2 separate regions of the Homo sapiens genome follow, and region 1 is linked to region 2. A link is a contact called in ENCODE Hi-C or POLR2A ChIA-PET data. All regions are on one chromosome and are shown on one strand. Each heading gives the region's core, a stretch centred on a gene start or an enhancer-like site at or near the end of the contact. The rest is flanking DNA. Distances are from core to core; before and after follow the strand shown.

Region 1 (7,208 bases), core at 2,215-4,714, 290 kb before region 2:
AAAAAGGCCAGGTGCAATGGCTCACATCTGTAATCCCAGCACTTCAGGAGGCTGAGGCAGGCAGATCACATGAGGCCAGGAGTTTGAGACCAGCCTGGCTAACATGGTGAAACCCTGTCTCTACTAAAAATACAAAAATTAGCCAGGCGTGATGGCACATGCCTGTAATCCCAACTACTCGGGAGTCTGAGGCATTAGAATCGCTTGAACCCGGGAGGTGGAGGTTGCAGTGAGCCCAGATCATGCCACTACACTCCAGCCTGGGCGTCAGAGTGAGACTCTGTCTCAAAGAAAAAAAAAAAAGAAAGAAAAGAAAAGCAGAAACCAATTTGGATATTTTAAGAGGAACTCAAAGGGGATTTATTATATAAGAGCTGAATGAGTGGAGAAGCCAAACAGAGAATAGCAACAGCAGGAAGTACTAAGGCTGGAAGACACAGAGTGAACGGAGCCCAGGATTCGGCATCACTGGGCAGATGCCGGAGCTGTTCACAGAGACACCACTCTTCCGGTAGCTTCCATGCTATATCAAGCCAGAGAGGACAAGGAACTTGAGAAGTGTAGTTCCCTGAGAGAGCTGATGGGAGCCCCGGAAGGCACGGAATGGGTGTGGTGGCAAACAGAGCACCAAGGGAGCAGGCTCCATGACTTTCAGCCCTGGAGGTGCGGCTCTGTGGCCCCGGGTGTTCTCCCAGGCCTCCTCTTAATCCATCTCATCCCAGTAAACCTCGCTGATGGGGACTGTGAAAGATGCCCCGCTCTTCTCCATGAGGGCTGGCCAGCTTTGGGGGAAATACGAATCTAAGTTTTCTGTTGTTTTTCTAATTAAGTTTTAAAAATAATTTTCAAGGAAGAAATTAACACCTCTACATTAGAACCAGGTGCCATATTTAAATTTCAAGTGGTTTTTAGTTTATCTCAAATGAATAAGTCTTTCTTTTCAACATTTAATATTCAAATACCTGTTCATAAAAATGCGTCTTCACCCTATTTTTGCCATATTTATTCCCTAGGGGATTTTCTTGGTTTGAGTCTTATGTTTAGCAGACACTTCAAGTCGACAAATTGAAATTGGCCGGCCATGGTGGCTCACGCCTATAATCCCAATACTTTGGAAGGCTGAGGCGGGCATATCACCTGAGGTCAGAAGTTTGATACCAGCCTGGCCAACATGGTGAAAACCGGTCTCTACTAAAAATACAAAATTAGCTATGCGTGGTGCATGCTGGTAATCCCAGCTACTTGGGAGGCTGAGACAGGAGAATTGATTGAACCTGGGAGGCAGAGGTTGCAGTGAGCCGAGATCACGGCACTGCACTCCAGCATGGAACACGAGAGCAAAACTCCATCTCAAAAAAAAAAAAAAGAGTTGGTGGGGGGCCGGGCACAGTAGCTCACGCCTGTAATCCCAGCACTCTGGGAGGCCAAGCCAGGTGGATCACGAGATCAAGAGATCAAGACCATCCTGGCCAACATGGTGAAACCCCATCTCTACTAAAAATACAAAAATTAACTGGGCGTGGTGGCGGGCGCCTGTAGTCCCAGCTACTTGGGAGGCTGAGGGAGCACAATCACTTGAACCTGGGAGACGGAGCGTGCAGTGAGCCGAGATTGCGCCGCTGCACTCCAGCCTGGCGACAGAGCGAGACTCTGTCTGAAAGAAAGAAAGAAAGAAAGGAAGAAAGAAGGAAGGAAAGAAGGAAGGAAGGAAGGAAGGAAGGAAGGAAGGAAGGAAAGAAAGAAAGAAAGAAAGAGAAAGAAAGAAAGAAAGAGAAAGAAAGAAAGGAAGAAAGAAGGAAGGAAAGAAGGAAGGAAGGAAGGAAGGAAGGAAGGAAGGAAGGAAAGAAAGAAAGAAAGAAAGAAAGAAAGAAAGAAAGAAAGAGAAAGAAAGAAAGAAAGAGAAAGAAAGAAAGGAAGAAAGAAGGAAGGAAAGAAGGAAGGAAGGAAGGAAAGAAAGAAAGAAAGAAAGAAAGAAAGAAAGAAAGAAAGAGAAAGAAAGAAAGGAAAGAAAGAAAGAGAAAGAAAGAAAGAAAGAAAGAAAGAAAGAAAGAAAGAAAGAAAGAAAGAAAGAAGAATCTCCTTTAAATTAGAAGGAAACTCTTAGTGTACTGCAGGATTCCTTTGCTAGGCTGAGCCCCAGTTGTCTGAAAGTCATTTGCCCAAAACATTTAACACTAACTCCTGAAAAATTCTGTACATGCTAAGAAGATCTGAACCACTTAGTGCAATAGGAATCTGCTAAAAAGCACCTAGGATAAGGGAAAACAACATAGAAAATCTGTATTTCTTCTTCTTCTTTTTTTTCCAAGACGGAGTCTTGCTCTGTCACCCAAGCTGGAGTGCAGTGGCATGATCTCAGCTCACTGCAACCTCCCCCTCCCGGGTTCAAGAAATTCTCCTGTCTCAGCTTCCCAAGTAGCTGGGATTATAGGCACGCACCACAACGACCGGCTAATTTTTGTATTTTTAGTAGAGACGGGTTTTCACCATGTTGGCCGGACTGGTCTTGAACTCCTGACCTCGTGATCCACCCACCTCAGCCTCCCAGTGTGTTGGGATTCCAGGCGTGAGCCACCGCGCCCGGCCGAAAAATTGTATTTCTATTCACAATGAGACAGGACTATTAAAACCACATGTTTATTTTTGGAAACTCTAATCTTCAGTAACTCTCATTTACAGTTCAACCACAATATGAAAACCCTTTATTATTTTATATCCAACTTTTATTATAAAAATAATAAATGCCCATATAAATATTTGGAAAATAAAAAGTATAATAATTCATGTTTTTAAAGCCATAACTTCAACATCTGATGATAACCTCTGTTAATACTGCAATGCCTATCTTGTGTGTGTGTATAAAACAACCTTGTAATCATATCACACATAGTTTTATATTCTGATTTTTATCATTTATCACTTTATCTTATGGATTTCTCCACACTAAAATGTTGCCCATTAAAAACTTATTATTATTATTACTATTATTATTATTTTGAGACAGAGTCTCTGTTGCCCAGGCTGGAGAGCCCTGGTGCCATCTCAGCTCACTGCAACCTCCGCCTCCCAGGTTAAAGAGTCTCCTGCCTCAGCCTCTTGAGTAGCTGGGATTACAAGCACGCACCACCACACCCAGCTAACTTTTGTATTTTTAGTAGAGACGGAGTTTCACCATGTTGGCCAGGCTGGACTCAAACTCCTGACCTCAAGCAATCCACCTGCCTCAGCCTGTCAAAGTGCTGGGATTACAGGCGTGAGCCACTGCACCCAACCTAAAAAATTCATTTTAATTGGCTCATGATACTTCATTGTTTGACAGTACTATAATTTATTAAATGATTTCCCTATTGTCAGACATTTAGGAACCACACTACAATTTATGCCTTGACAATCCAACATGAAAAGACTGTTTTTTTTTTTTTTGTCTTGAAAAAGGAAGTAACATCATCCCGAAAGAAGCTGGTATTTCCTCTTCTCAACCTCTGGTTCTCTCTCTTCACTGTCTCTGGTTTCATATTAACTTCATTTGAAGGCTTCTTCTTTTGCTATATTAAAGAATAGGAGTGAGAAAAGCAGCTACCACCTAGAGAAACTCTGACCAAAGGAGTGGCAATGGACGATTAATAAAATGATTATTTTAAAGATAAGCTTTGTTCTTGTTCTTTATAAATTGCAAGTCATGGCTGAATAATCATTTTTAAGAATATGTGTATATTTTTAGCCAGTTTTGGTGGCACGTGCCTGTAGTCCCAGCTACTCAGGAGGCCAAGGCAGGGGTATTGCTTGAGCCCAGGAGGTCAAGGCTGCAGTGAGCCATAATGGCGCCACTGCACTCCAGCCTGGGTGGCAGAGCAAGATCCTGTCTCAAAAAAAAAAAAAAATATATATATATGTGTGTGTGTGTGTGTGTGTGTGTGTGTGTGTGTGTACACATATATATTCCTTTTTAAAATATATATATATATATATATATTCTTATTTTTAAGATGCTTTAGATGAGTCAGTGTTCTCCAGATAGATGGATCCAATAGGATATATAGAGACATGAGAGGGGATTTATGAGGGGAATTGGCTCATGTGATTATGGAAGCTGAGAAGTCCCATGACAGGCCATCTGGAAGCTGGAGACCCGGGGATGATGGTAGTGTGGCTTTGCCCAAGTTCGAAGCCTCAGAACTGGGGAAGCCAATGGTATAACTCTCAGTCCGTGGCCAAAGCCCTGCGAACTCGGGGCTGGTGGAGGAGGATGCTGGTGTAAGTCCCGGAGTCCAAAGGCCAGGGAGCCTGGAGTCCTGCTGTCCAAGGGCAAGAGGAGAAGGCCGTCCCAGCTCCAGGAGAGAGCATGAGACTCTGCCTTCCCTCTGTCTTTCTATTCTCTGTGGTCCACCAGTCGATTGAACGTTGCCTGCCCACACTGAGAGCAGATCTTCCCTGCTCAGTTCACCAAATCACAATCCAGTCTCCTCTGGAAACACCTCACCAACACATCCAAAATGATGGTTTACCACCTCTCTAGATATTTCTCAATTCATTCAAGTTGACACCTAAAATTAACCATCACACTTAGAAATCCCTGTTATGTTGGCTGGGCACGGTGGCTCACACTTGTGATCCCAGCACTTTGGGAGGCCGAGGTGGGTGGGTCGCCTGAGGTTAGGAGTTTGAGACCAGCCTGGCCAACATGGTGAAACCTCATCTCTACTAAAAATACAAAAATTAGCTGGGCATAGTGGCGGGTGCCTGTAATCCCAGTTACTCAGGAGGCTGAGGCAGGAGAATCACTTGAACCTGGGAAGTGGAGGTTGCAGTGAGCTGAGATTGCGTCACTGCACTCCAGCCTGGGTGACAGAGTGAGACTCCATCTCAAAAAAGAAAGAAAGAAAGAAAAGGAAATCCCTGTTATGTGAGTGATGAGTTATGAATTCCACAGAAGGCTGTGATTAGGTATCTGTTTTGATTTATTTGGGATACCCATTGGTTTTCTTTTTCTTTTTCTTTTGAGACAGAGTTTTTCTCTTGTTACCCAGGCTGGAGTGCAATGGCGCAATCTCGGCTCACTGCAACCTCTGCCTCCTGGGTTCAAGCGATTCTCCTGCCACAGCCTCCCGAGTAGCTGGGATTACAGGCGCCTACCATCACATCTGGCTAATTTTTTGTATTTTTAGTAGAGACAGGGTTTCACCATGTTGGCCAGACTGATCTCGAACTCCTGACCTCAGGTGATCTGACCCCGTCGGCCTCTCAAAGTGCTGGGATTACAGGCATGAGTCACCGCACCCGGCCTACCCATTGGTTTTCTTGTGACCTTTTGTATTTTTGTAGTAGGCATCAATGATTTGGAGTGGGATTGGTCCTCTCGTGTGTGTGTGTGTGTGTGTGTGTGTGTGTGTTTATTTTGAGACAGAGTCTCACTCTGTCACCTAGGCTGGAGTGCAGTGGCACGATCATAGCTCACTGCATTCTCAAACTCCTGGGCTCAAGCAATCCTCCCTCCTTACTCCCAAATAGCTGGGACGACAGGCGTGTACCACCATGCCCAGCTAATTTATTTTTTTTTTCAGACGGAGTCTCACTCTGTTGCCCAGGCTGGAGTGCCGTGGCGTGATCTCGGCTCACTGCAAGCTCCACCTCCCGGGTTCACGCCATTCTCCTGCCTCAGCCTCCCGAGTAGCTGGGACTACAGGTGCCTGCCACCATGCCTGGCTAATTTTTTTGTATTTTTAGTAGAGACAGGGTTTCACCATGTTAGCCCGAATGGCCTCGATCTCCTGACCTTGTGATCAACCTGCCTCAGCCTCCCAGAGTGTTGGGATTACAGGCGTGAGCCACGGTGCCCAGCACCCCCCCTTTTTTTTTGAGACAGAGTTTTGCTCTCATGTTCCAGGCTAGAGTGCAGTGCCGTGATCCCGACCTCAGGTGATCTGCCCGCCTCGGCCTCCCAGAGTGTTGGGATTACAGGCGTGAGACACTGTGCCCAGCCTACCACTGCACCTTCTAATCTGGGGTTCATGTTACAAGTACAAAGGAAGATAAAGCAGTGAAAATTATGTCCCTTTTTAGGAGTGGAATTTGGATAGAAGACTCTTCTGCTGAGATGTTTGTAAACAACAGGTCACCTGCTAATTGAATAGAAGGATCTAAGCATTCCTTTGGGGTGCTACCTATGAGCATTGAACATCTCCTTCTTTCCACAGGAGCCATGTGCAGCTTGAGTATCCAGGGGTCATCCAGTCTGTTTCTTCTTCACTCAAGTCTACACTCTTTTTAAACACCCATCTAGAGGTAGAGCCAGAGGGGAGTTACATTTGGGAGGAAAAAAGAGAGAAGGGCTATGATTCATGGAGAGAACTGGCTCAAAAACTGCAATCCAGGTCAAGGTCACGGCTCCCAGCGTAAACTGAAGAGCCAGGGACCCTCGGCATCAATGGCTTGGCTCTTGGCACCGCTTCGGGTCAGGCTTAGTGTTGATACGGTTCATCAATTTGTTTTCAGAGAGCTGCCCCAAAGTCAGCAGGGTCAGTCAGTTCTAACCAGCAGGCAATCGAATAGCCAGCAAAGGCACCCCAGGGAGGGGGAGGAAGGAAGAAAGTAGGACGCCCGACTTGATCATGCTAATCCTTTAAGAACCCATCCGGCAGAGCCCAGTGTTTCAATCTTCTGCGCATATTAGCACTCAGCCATCAACCGACCCAACACATTTTCTCCTCATTTGCAAAATAGTTCTACAGACAAAATTGAAAAGCCATCTCTTTGGTTTCCTTAAGTACTGGGATGGGAACTGTAACTCCCATCAGTTCATCAGCAGAAGGACATATCTTTTTTTCCAATCTGCAAGACAGGCAAGGAAACGGGAGGATTGGTGAAATCATGGACTCAGAGCTCCCAGCCTGGGAGACAGCTTTCCAGGGAACCCGAGGAGGGGTGGAAACAGACGTGCTATTCGGGTGGTGTTAAACTATATTTCGCTCCACCCGAGAGAGATGTGAATGCCAATTGCCTCATATAGATCACCAAACTAGCACAGATGAAACACAGAATAGTAACAAAACTTGCATGATCCAAACAGCTGCTGAAAGTCTCCTTCTGCCAAAAACACAGAGCATCTGGTAAATCCTGAACTTGTCCTAGCATTTTTGTCAGAAGGTAAAGGAAAAAAGGAAGGTGGCTCCAACCCTGGAGTCAAGTCTGGCAACCCAGGAGGCAGGTGT
Region 2 (7,124 bases), core at 4,360-6,859:
TGCCCTCCCCTCTCCTAGATTGCACATTCCAGGAGGGTGGGCATTAGAACAGGGGTAAACACATAGCAGGTGCTCAATGACACTGGATCACAGGATACTCATGACACTCCAGGACTGCCCTCGCCTGCTTTCTTCTCCTGGCTAACTCCTCCTCATTCTTCCAGATTTAGGTCCTGTAAGGAGAGTCTGGCTCTAGCATCAGAGAGATCTGGGATAAATTCTAAAATCCCCACTTATTTGTTAGCTGGTGACCTTTTGGGCCTCCTTATTCTATGCTATGAAATGGAGATAATAATGCTCCCACCCTCACAGAAATGTTGTGAGATTTTAAATAACATAAGGCACAGAAAGCATTGGCACAGAGGCTGGCACACAGCAGACTCCCTGTAATTATGGCTACTCCTACTTCCTGAGGCCCCACGTCTTCTTAGGTGCTTCAGAGCCCCCTGTATCTCGAGGACAGAGCCCTGGCCCCCCTGTGTGATAACAATCTGTTTACTTGACTGTTTCCCTCCCCTTTGCTCCAAATAGGCTTGACTTCTGCCTGAGCAAAGATTAATTTTCCTCTTTGTGTCCCCAGAGCCTGGCTCAGTGCCTGACACGTGGTGGGGACCTAATAATGCTGGGGGAGAAAAGGAGGGAGAAAAAAAGAAAGAAAGGAAACCCAGAAATGAGATGACTACTGGGGGGCGGGGGTGGGTCCTCAGCACCTCATAAAGAAAACTCAACTTTAGCACAGGATAATAAAATAAAAATCATTTTGCAGGCCAGGCACAGTGGCTCACGCCTGTAATACCAGCACCTTGGGAGGCCGAGGCGGGCAAATCACTTGAGGTCAGGAGTTTGAGACCAGCCTGGCCAAGATGGAGAAACCTCATCTGTACTAAAAATACAAAAAATTAGCTGGGCATGGTGGTGGGCGCTTGTAATCCCAGCTACTCGGGAGGCTGAGGCAGGAGAATTGCTTGAACCCGGGAGGTGGAGGTTGCAGTGAGCTGAGATCGTGCCACTCCACTCCAGCCTGGGCAACAGGGTGAGACTCTGTCTCAAAACAAAACAAAAACAAAAACAAAAAATCACTTTGCAGGAGATGAGGCCCTTGGGAGGAGAGAAAATCAACTTTGCCTCCATGGCTGAGGCTGGGGCAATTTGGGCGTTGGCTTGCAGGTTCACCAGGCATGTACAGAGGACAGATGGCAGCCACCACAGTGCCCAGGGACCACAGCTCTGCAGGCCACGATGCCTGCAGCCCTGCGGAGAAGGCAAAGGCCTGGGGAAATGGTGTTGCCCAGGCCCAGAGCTACCCAGCCTGCAAGATTTGGAATGCTTCTGCATAGGCCAAGTTATCCTGCTTCTAAAAGGAAGGACTAGGAAATTCTGGTCATACACCCAGGCTTCAGAGAATAAAAGACACTTTGAAGGCAAATGAGTTCACTTGGACTTACCTGGGAGTCATTGAAGGGAAGGCATCCTGCTGCGGCCAGGAGGAGGAGGGCACTGTGGAGAGGGAGATAAAACACTGCAGCTTCACCTTTCAACATCAAAGGTTTCCCTAAGAGCGTGGAGGTGAAAATGCATCCTCTGGAGTTGGATGAGGCAAAGATCCTGCGAGACCAACTTGGTTCCTCTGTCCTTCCTCTGTGAACCTGACTACCTGTGTAGTTTTCAATTATGTGCTCTACTCATAAGCAGACATTTCCTTCTCTGGACCTCAGCTAGCCGTTTCCCAGAGTCAGGCATTTACAGGACATCTGCAAAACCACAGCTGGCTCACTTGAGGAAAATAGTGTGCCTGTGAAACATCTAATAAAACAAGTGTTTTTTCAACTGCAGATCCCCAAAAATATACAAGTGAAAAACTGGGGAATCAGACCACAAATATGCCTGTTTCAAAAATGAAAACACTACGGAAATTGCATTAAAATCCTTTGTGCAACCCCACAACCGAATGATCAAACTTAACACCACCAATAATGAGGCAGATCCACATTGTGTGCCTCTTGATATAAAGCTCGGAAGGACACAACATCACTTGGGTGGTATTCCTGCCAAACATGCAGAGCGTGGATTGAACCACGAGGAAACACTGAGACAAACCCAAATTTAGGACAGTTCACAAAACAACAGGCCTCCCCTATTCAAAAATGTGAAGGCAATGAAAGACAATAAAAAACTGAGGAACTGTTCTAGATTAAAGGGTACAAAAGAGATATGACATCTTTTTTTTTTTTTTTTTGAGATGGAGTTTCACTCTTGTTGCCCAGGCTGGAGTGCAATGGCACGATCTCGGCTCACCATAACCTCCGCCTCCCGGGTTCAAGCGATTCTCCTGCCTCAGCCTCCCGAGTAACTGTGATTACAGGCATGCACCACCTCACCAGGCTAATTTTGCATTTTTAGTAGAGGTGGGGTTTCTCCATGTTAGTCAGGCCGGTCTCGAACTCCCGACCTCAGGTGATCCGCCTGCCTCGGCCTCCCAAAGTGCTGGGGTTACAGGCCTGAGCCAATACACCTGGCTTAGACATGACATCTTTAGGGGAAAAAAATGTTATAAAAGATAGTATTGTGCCAGGTATGGTGGCTCATACCTGTAATCCCAGCACTTCAGGAGGCCAAGGCGGGCAGACCACTTGAGTTCAGGAGTTTGAGCCCAGCCTGGCCAATATGGTAAAACCCCTTTTCTACTAAAAGCACAAAAATTAGCCAGGCGTGGTGGCACATGCCTATAGTCCCAGCTACTCAGGAGGCTGAGGCAGGAGAATCACTTGAACCCGGGAGGCAGAGGTTTCAGTGAGCCAAGATGGCACCACTGCACTCCAGCCTGGGCAACAAAACGAGACTCCATCTCAAAAAAAAAATAAAAATAAAAATAAATAAATAAATAATAATAATAATAATATTGTGGCCAGATAATAAGTGGCAACATTTGAACATGGACTCAATATTAAATAACAGTATCATATCAGATGTTATTTTCTAAATTCAATGACTGCACTTTGGTTATCTAAGGGATGGTTGTTTTTAGGAGACACAGTATTTAGTATTTAGAAGTGGAGTCATGACCTCTACAACTTATTCTCAAATGATTCAGAAAAAATAAGAGCAAGAATAATATCTACATTATCATATATTTATGTGATATTTATGTATGTTTATGCATGTGTATACATATATACATTGAGATAGCAAGAAAGCAAATGCAAAAAATGTTACCAATGGGTGAATCTTGGTGAAGAATACATGAGAGCTCACTGTAATATTCTTGCAACTTTTCTGTAGGTTTAAACTTTTCCCCCCGTAAAATGTTTTATTAGAAAAATCTCTTATACATACTAAAATATTTACAGATGAAATGCTAGGGTGCCTGGAATAAATACTGAGCAAGGCAGTGGGTGGGGCCAGAAGCTGAAAATGGCTGAAGCTGGGAACTGGGTACACAGGACTTCATTCATTACATTATTCTGTTTACTTTGATATGTCTTTAGAAATTTTCACCGTAAAGCAATTTTTAAAAATTCTTGCTCAAAAAAGTAACACTGCCAAACACAGATATTTTCAGGAAGCTATCCTCACTCATTAGAAAGTCAATTTGGAGCTGGTTCAGTAATCCCTGGTTTACGGCCTATTCCTTCTGAGTTTCATATGCCAAAAGCTCTTGCCTCTAGCTTTCCCCACTCTCTCCTCCTAAAAGAAGGCGCCAGAAAGCATAAAACCCAAATTATCACTTAGTCTCTCTCCTCTTTCCATTTTATAGAGGCAACATATATATAGTGCCCCTTAACTACTGACTATTCCATCAGGCAGCAAACAGCAAAGGATCAAAGGCGTGAACAAAAGCACCGAATACAATGTTTTCACTTTCAGGGAACTTTGCCATATGCCATCTCCCACCAACACAGATTCTGTATTCTACATAGAGACTACATGTTTTTATATGTACACATAAACATATATATCTAACACACAACAACTTGGCATGTGTAATCTTAGTACACTGAAAACAGTGGTGCTGATCAATTCTGACAGTCCTCACTGCTGTAACCATGTGTAGATGTCACTGTACCCAATGGACCAGCACTGACCGGCTGGGCCAGAGGCAGGAGGACTGGCAGAGGGGCCCTCGGAGCTGAGGCCCCAGAGCCTTGGGAAGGTCAGGACAACATGGAGCAGCCTGAGGCTCAGGACACTTCTCTACCTCAGCCTGCCCTACTCCTATAGCCTTGCTGACTTTCAAGGCACCCCAACACACAAATGACCTAGAGAAGAATCCAAGGCAAACAGTGGGGTGAGTGGAGAAGAGACTGTCAGGGGAGCTTCTTGGGGCTGCCCAGGAACAGGCAGGTTTTGTGGTGGGAGGAGAGGAGAATCCTGATATCCTGATGGGTTTGGTGTCTACCTACAGTGAAAGGCTTTATAGAATAGAGGATGCTTCCCCATCCATGGAGAATGAGCATCAGAGATCACCCCAAACAGACAACCTCTTGGAACTGTGGAAGATGGGGGATACCCAAGGGTGAGACACCTGCCTGCCTTCCCACCCCACCTGGCCTCAAGCAGTACCTGATTACATCAGGTATCATGAGCTTTACCGCCTCTCTTTGACACCTGCTAGTCTCCTTTTAAACAGGAGGATAGTCTTGAAGTTTGGTTTTGTCTTGTTCTTTCAAGGTGCAACCTGTAATAAAGGAATAAAAGGAGGGTGGGGGATTGGATGAAAGCCCAGAAATATCTGCAGTAGAAATCCTAAATCCATCTATCAAAGCACCTCTGTTGGTTTTCTGTCTCCAGGACTGAGCTGCTTGGCCTGCAGAGGAAGCGGGAAGCAGTCAGATGCAAGGCACCCAGGTTAGAATTCAAATGCTGCAGGCACCGGGGTCTGCATGACAGGACGGCCCAGTTTACGCTGTAGCTGAGGAAACTGAGGCAAAGAGGACGAGGAAAGCTGCCCACAATCACCCTGCTATGGCCCAGGACTGCAGTTCAGATCCCAGGACTTCCAGGCTGGTGCTTTTTCCACCACGGAAAATATTAAAGACTAAATAAACTACAAACATTACTTTTAAATTTTTAAGTCATTTCCATGTTTTTCATTTTCATTCTCCATCAGTATTACACAACTGTTAGTAAAGTTTTGGGCATCAATGACTGAAATCTAGCACAGGTTGGTTCTGGTGTTTTCTCTTTTGGAATAAAATATTTCAGAAAGAAAAGAAAAACACAAGAAATTTTAGACTAAGACACAAATTAGGGATATATGAATGTTTATAATAAATTCTTCTGCCACCTCTTAGAGTATGAATCTTGAACAGTTTATCATTCAAGTTAAAAATAGGTTAAATCTTATATTATGGCTTTTTGGGGGGAGGGCAGTAAACTTACCTACAGATCTTTGCAGGAGATGTTTTCTGCATAAAAGTAAAGAAACATACAATTAGACTTTTAAAACTTTTTAAATTCCTCTTAAAAGGAAACATTTTGATCAAGAGGCAAATAAATTATGAGTAGATTTATCAAGAGCTTAACAGCTTGCTGCACTTTAGTATTTATTGAGGCTTTTTCTGCTTGGGCCAAATGAAGGATGACTCAGAATTCCAGAGTTGAGTCACTTCAGCAAAGTACTTTCACCATTAGAATGATGTTTACTCGTGAAAGATAAAATGACGCTGGGGCTGTGTCTTCAAAAATCTTACATGCTAAGAAGAGGAGAGAGAAAGAAATAGATGTAACCTGTATTTTAAAAAGCAATTAAGCTCTTGTTCTATCTATCCATTTATCTATCTATCTAGTATCACTCTGTTGCCCTGGCTGGAGTGCAATGACATGGTCACTGCAGCCTCAAACTCCTGGGCTCAAGCAATCCTCCCACCTCAGCCTCCTGAGTAGCTAGGACTACAGGCATGAGCCACCATGTATGGCTACTCTTTCTTTCTTTCTTTTTTTTTTTTTCATTTTTGTAGCAGCAGGATCTCACTATGTTGCTCAGTGGTATTGAATTCCTGGCCTCAAGCGATTCTCCTGCCTCAGCCTCCTAAAGCACTGGGATTACAGGCGTGAGCCACTGCACCCAACCTCAACTTCTATTTTAGTTCTGTCTCTTTAAATATTCCATTCACTAATCCAGCTGACTCAGAGCAGTCCTATAAACTATCTGGTGTGATATGAAAATTAAAAAACAGAAAAAAGGAGAAGGGACATTTTACTCCATCCCGAGAGACAAGGGAAAAAAAGGCAGACTGGAGGAATATAAACTTGGCATTTAAATTACCTGTAATGAAGACATTCTGATTTGGACTCACCCTTATAATTCCTTTTGATGAGTCAGTTTAATGAAATCAGACTTTTGTACTGAGAACTCATTTGTACATGTTAGCAGAGAGTAACATGTTAGCAGAGGGTGACACAGATTTTTCTTCTATATTTGATAGAGGAAATGAACAGGTACAATTAAACTTTTGATTAATTCTAAACATTTCAGAAGGATTATTCTGCTAGCTGGGAACAAACTACAATTTTTGATGCTAGTTCAGGCAGTGTGAAGTATGAACATATTGTTTAGACGTGAAGCGCTGACAAGAGAAACATGTGGCTTACTACAAAGGCTACCTTAAGTTTTCATGTGTGCCTAAATAATAAAGTTTCCCCTGTTTTAATGAACAGATTCTATTTTTGCAACTTTAGACTCTAATCTTGATCTTTGTCCAACCCTGCCTCTGCAGAGCACAGGACGCGAGGCCAACCGTGCTGTACTGCCATCTGCTGGGAAGTTAGCCCTCAAGAGCTGAAAGGAGGAGGGCAAAGGTGATCTGGCTCACACCTGCGTAACTGCCCCCGGTATGATAAATGTGTTACTCAAAAATTCTTTTTTTTTTTTTTTTGAGCCAGAGTCTTGCTCTGTTGCCCAGGATGGAGTGCGGTGGCGTGATCTTGGCTCACTGCAACCTCTGCCTCCTGGGTTCAAGCGATTCTCCTGTCTCAGCCTCCCAAGTAGCTGGGATTACAGGTGTGTGCCACCATGCCCAGCTAATTTTTGTATTTTTAGTAGAGATGGGGTTTCACCATGTTGGCCAGGCTGGTCTTGAACTCATGGCCTCAAGTGATCTGCCTGCCTTTGCCCCCCAAAGTGT

Evidence for each region. A loop is a pair of places that touch in the nucleus more often than their neighbours do. ChIA-PET counts read pairs that join two places held with the same protein, here RNA polymerase II (POLR2A). Pooled maps may share reads with other maps.
Region 1: a pooled map shows a loop between it and region 2 (2.3-fold over the local background). The contact joins two enhancer-like sites. A Hi-C loop is called at or near these places in 2 of 50 pooled maps. POLR2A ChIA-PET finds 5 or more read pairs at or near these places in 5 of 52 experiments (Caco-2, MCF 10A, Panc1 and 2 more).

Annotation. Positions count from the first base shown.
Region 1 is chr18:23,088,072-23,095,279 of GRCh38, forward strand. No RefSeq gene overlaps it. Among named protein-coding and RNA genes, the nearest start is that of CABLES1, 44 kb to the right of the region's middle. Within about 2 kb of position 3,465, at least 3 of the 41 ENCODE cell types and tissues checked have a DNase peak (open chromatin) inside an H3K27ac peak, as active enhancers do.
Region 2 is chr18:23,372,267-23,379,390 of GRCh38, forward strand. SLC35D4 (solute carrier family 35 member D4) reads right to left here. Exons shown (of 15, transcript NM_032933.6): 6 at 5,380-5,405; 7 at 1,446-1,497. Among named protein-coding and RNA genes, the nearest start is that of SLC35D4, 62 kb to the right of the region's middle. RefSeq lists enhancers at 4,181-4,680, 5,888-6,017. Within about 2 kb of position 5,610, at least 9 of the 41 ENCODE cell types and tissues checked have a DNase peak (open chromatin) inside an H3K27ac peak, as active enhancers do.